Linked DNA regions of Mus musculus: region 2 is linked to region 1. The links are chromatin loops, found by intact Hi-C in ENCODE. Cell type or tissue: gastrocnemius. All regions are shown on one strand.

The links. A loop is a pair of places that touch in the nucleus more often than their neighbours do. Peaks named below come from ENCODE experiments on the same cell type or tissue, not always from the same donor. Only the 100,000 strongest peaks of a DNase experiment are listed, where the experiment ranks them.
Region 2: a loop joins it to region 1, with 4 times the contacts of the local background. A loop is called at or near these places in 20 of 42 quality-filtered maps.

What each region holds. Positions count from the first base shown.
Region 1 is chr10:57,481,231-57,483,730 of GRCm38, forward strand. All of the region lies in intron 3 of 4930467K11Rik (RIKEN cDNA 4930467K11 gene), which reads right to left. Among named protein-coding and RNA genes, the nearest start is that of 4930467K11Rik, 3.9 kb to the right of the region's middle. In gastrocnemius, no CTCF peak of the experiment used is centred here; no DNase peak of the experiment used is centred here.
Region 2 is chr10:57,531,159-57,533,658 of GRCm38, forward strand. It overlaps Serinc1 (serine incorporator 1), which reads right to left and starts at 1,371. Exons shown (of 9, transcript NM_019760.3): 1 at 1,199-1,371. The coding sequence starts at 1,237. In gastrocnemius, no CTCF peak of the experiment used is centred here; a DNase peak (open chromatin) is centred at 1,371; H3K4me3 peaks cover 1,737 bases; H3K27ac peaks cover 1,743 bases.

The DNA.
Region 1 (2,500 bases):
CACACCATAGGAACAAACAAGTAAGCAGGACTTCTCCATGGCCCTGGCTTCAGTTCCTGTTTCCAGGTTCTTTGCTTTGAAACTCCTCACTTCTTTTTAGGATGGACTACAACCAGAAGTTGAAATAAAACCCTTTCCTCCTGAAGTTGCTTTTGGTCGTGATGTTTAATCATAGCAGTAAAAAGCAAACTAAGACAAAAGTTGGAACCAAGAGCAGGGAATGACTTGACAGATCTGTCTGTGTTATTTAGGGGAGGGTTATGGAAGGAGTTTGAACTCTAAGGCTGGCAAAAACAATGAGTGAATGAGTGTTTAGGGATTAATGAGCTGTTGTGGAGACTTGGAAGATAACTGTGAGAACAGGGCATTGTCTTGGAGACAATGGAGGTCTGACTTGGGGCACTTCAGAGGGAAGTTTGAGAATCCCTCAAAGTTTCTAGAGGAGCCGTTCATGTGATGTTTTGTATTAAGAATTTGGTGTTGCCATTTGGAGCTAAAGAATCGGCTGGGATTAAAAAGAGACCAATACCAGTGAAGTGAAACTTTACTGGAACAAATGACCCAGGTTAGCATGGGTTAAGTCAGCTGTGTGATTAAGAAGACGTCAGCATCATTGAAGCTGAAGTATTTTCTCCTGGTCAGCACAGAGCTGCTGTGGTCCAGACAGGGCCAAGGCTGCAACTCATGCTGTCAGGTGGATTTGGTAGTGTGTAAAAGTCTCCTAGGTGACATTGCTTTTAAAGGCATGAAGGGATTCTGGAGAATAGCTGAGGCTTGACACTGTGAGAGCCGGGTGGGGAGGGCGTTGGTGAAGGTGCAGCCTCACTTACAGTGGCAACCCCGGGATTTAAAGGGTTAGAGAGAGGAGCTGAGGCTTGGCACTCCCTGGAGAGGGCCCAGAAGTGGCTATTCGTGAAGGTTCACCTAAGGTGCAGTACAGACCCAAACATACCGGACACTGCAAAAAAAAAAAAGCAGCAAGTGTCAAATGCTGTTGGCCTATGTTCCAAGAGAAGCTGTATGCTCTGTGAATGGCAGACCCTGACAGGTGGAGCTGCCCAAGCTCTTTGGAGCCCAGAACGTCGTAAGGAATCCGCAGGTGCAAGACATTGAGCTATAGGATTTGATTTACACCGTTGAAGCTTGGTTTTGCTTTAATTTGATTGTGACTGGACTTTGATTTGTTTCCCTCTTAAAATAAGATGTTTAACTTCTTTTTGATTTTCATGCACCCACAATTAATAAATAACCTTTTAAAAGTTGGGATGTTTATATTATTATATTGATATTACTATGGGATCTTAAAGATAAACAAAAAAGAAGAGATTACTTTTTTAAAATTAGATATTTTCTTTATTTACATTTCAAATGCTATCCCGAAAAGTTCCCTATACCTCCCCCCCACCCTGCTCCCCTACCCACCCACTCCATTTCGTGGCCCTGGCATTCCCCTGTACTGGGGCGAGTTGTGTTGGTGTGCCAAATTGACAAGGGGCCAATCTCTCTGGTTGGTTTTACTTTATTTTATTTTTTTCATAACTTGACACAAGTTAGACTTAACAGGGAAGAGGATTTATCAGCTGAAGACATTCCTCCATAGGACTACCTGTAGGCATGTCTGTAGGGTATTTTCTTGATGAATAATGAATGTGGGAGACCCCAGCTCACTCAGTAAAGTGCTACCTCTGAACAGGTGGTCCTGGGTTCTCTAAGAAAGCAGGTTGAACAAGCTGTGAAGAGCAAGCCAGTGAGCAGCATCCCTCCATGGCCTGTGCTTTGGTCCCAGCCTGCAGGTTTCTGCACTGAGCCCTTGCCCTGACTACACTTCAGGATGGACTACAACTTTAAGCTGAAATAAACTATTTTCTACCAATGTTGTGGTGTTCTATCACAGTGATAGAAATCAAAGCGAGGCATCAGTCTTCTTGAAATTTTTTTTAGTGAACTTTTCTAGTCTTCTTTTGAGTTCTCCACTTGCAGAAATGCCTCCCAAGGGTGCTTAAGCATTTTGCTACTGGTATTGTTTTGACGTCACAGATGACCTCAAACCTAGGTTTTAATGACATTCCATTATTATCTAGCCTTTTCGAGAATCTGATGTTTTCTTGCTGCTAATAGCTCCTTAGCCATATAACTCCAATTTGAACTAATCATAACCACCCCTCCACTCCCCATTTCCTCTTTAGTCAACAAAAAAGGTTTGTACTGCCTGACAATAAGTTAAAAGGGCTTTTCTGGTGATTAGGTAAACTATATCTTATCCAAATGACTTTTTAAGGCTGAGATGATTCATGTGATAAATATTATCAAGCAGTTCCTAAGTTATTAGCACTGTGTTTAGTGCTAAACACATGGGGTACACAAGGTAAGTAGTCTACCAGACCAATGAGGGTGCTGCAGAGCAAATGAGCAACTGCAGTATGACAAACTATATGAAGCCAGAGCTCTACAAGCTATGGGAGCCCACGGGAGGAACAACTAATCCAGAGTTGGAGGTCGT
Region 2 (2,500 bases), 50 kb after region 1:
TGTTATGTGTATGCATATGTGTCTTATGTGTGGGAGTATGTGCCCATGGGAGCCAACTGTCAGTGGAGAGTAGACAGGGGGTGTGAGATTCCCTGGAACTGGAGTTACAAGCAGTGAACTGCCGAATGTGTGGGTGCTGGTAACTAAACTCCATAATCTAGCAAAAGCAGCAAGCTGAGTCATCTCCCCAGCTCCTATTTATTAAGTTTTACTACACTTAATTTTGCCTTCTGTATAAAGGGGTCAACAGACTCAATTAGGCTCTCCGAGGTCAAATTTCCTTATCCAACTGCAAATAGCAAAATATAAGGGAATAGCTCATTGGACTTACAAACAGTATTGAGTAAAAACTAAGCATAATTCTCGTCATATCATACCAAAGCAGTTTTCAAATGATGAGGCATGTAAACTAGCCAGTACATTGGTTACATATACACAAAGGGATGATTTAGTTAAAAAAGATTGTTCCGAGTTAAACTTAGAAATCATTGGCCAAAGAATAAGATTTGAATCCAAATACCTCACCCAAAGCAATGAAGCTTTTTATTATAAACTGCTCTGCCAATGTTTTGTCTATTAGAGAACGGGGTCATCTGTGCCATCTGGTTTACGAAATCTTGCCACTGTTCTAGAGGATTGTACTGCCTCACGAAAATGCAACATACCCTTCCTATAGCATCAACTTTCAGATTGCACGTTCATGTTTTACGTCAAAAAAAAAAAAAATCAGTACCCACAGACCTGAACACCTTTTCTAGAAACATAAATTTGGAAATATAAGAATCAAAGCAAACAAAACCGAAAAAGGTACGTAGTAAGGGAATTTGACTTCTGTATTAAAAACAAGAACAAAAAAAACCCGGTAAGACTACGTCGACACTTGTCGAGATGTCCCAAATAACGGGCCCGACTCCCTGGCGGCTGCGTGTCAGAACAAAAGAGGCCTCCGGGAATGACAGTGCCGCAGTGCGAGGTCGCCGGAATCGGGGTGACAAGGAGAAACTCAGTGCCCGTGGGAGGAAGGAGCTGGAACGGCGACGGCCGAGGCTCCCACGAGAGAGAAAGCCATTGCTCGGGAGACGCCCCGCTCCGCCCGGCCTCACCCTCACTAGGCTCCAGCCCCGAAGCGGAGCCGCAAAGACCGGAGGAGGGCGGATAAACCCAGCTCGCACGGGCCGCGAGCCCCAGGTCGCCTTACCCAGCTCGCCACGGAGCACAGCCCCAGAACGCTCCCCATCGCCGCCGCGTCACCAGCTCGGCGCGTGCCGACAAGATGGAGACAGCTTCTTTCGTCCTTTTTCTGGGCTTATTTACTGTCTGGCAGGCACTTCCGGCGCAGACGCACAAGCCCCTCAGCTTCGCGTGCGTCACTTCCGCTCAGACCTGGACCCGGTGACTGCTGCCGGGCGTGCGCAATGCGCCGAGAGGAAGGGCGTGGTCTTCAGCGATGCTAGATTTGTGGCTTCATGGAGTGGGCCTACTTTGCCAAGTAAAGAAGACTGTGTTAGGGAAGGCCTCTGTCATTGTCTTGAATTTGGACGTTAGAAGAGCTACTGTTACTGTTTTTTGGTTCCTCTTGGGATTTAGCCATCTCATTTCCACTAAAGTCCCCTTTTTAGTTTTGTTTTCTTTGTTGTTGTTCTACTAACATACATATTTTACTCCTGCAGCCACTATGTGGAACAAGTTTCACTGGTGTGTGTATATATGTGTGTGTGTGTGTGTGTGTGTGTGTGTGTGTGTATGTATGTTATATATCATATATATACATATATGTATGTATATATGTATATAATATATATCTGTGTGTACATATATATGTGTCCGTATATATATATGCGCGCGTGTGTGTGTGTGTGTGTGTATGTGTGTGTGTGTGTGTGTGTGTGTGTGTGTGTGTGTATTTCCCCCGCAAGTTTGGGCCTTTCCGTTCTTTTGTTTACTATTGAGACACATTTTAACATGTACTTGAAAAAGGGTTCACTTAGTTAAGACATTTATTATAGTATAGGGGTTTATTAACAGCTATCCGGACATACAATTGACATCCTTGTTTTGATGTGTATGTTTGGGCTGTGTTCATAGAAAAGTGTCGATTCTTATTTTTCTGTAATTTGCCCTTGAAAACATTCCATGAGAAGAGTTTGGTACACAGACATCACTTTGAAATACCCATTACTATAAATATTTTAAAATAAAGATGTCTCATAAAATTGACAAAAAACGCATATAGAGGGGTGGAGTAACCCTTATCAATCTGGCAGAACTACAACTGTTAACTAACACAGACCAAAGAGTGGGGATAAAATTGAAAACAGAAGATAATCAGCCTGTGTGTTTTGAGCATGCAAATCTGTAAAGTCTCTGGTATCCGTTCCCTAGTATTTGGAAGTTCAAGATTCAAAAAACAAAAAACAAAAAACAAAAAGAAAAAAACAGAACACACAGAGCTACAAAATGTTCAGTGAGTCCATTTGTAGTTGGAGATAGATATGGAAGA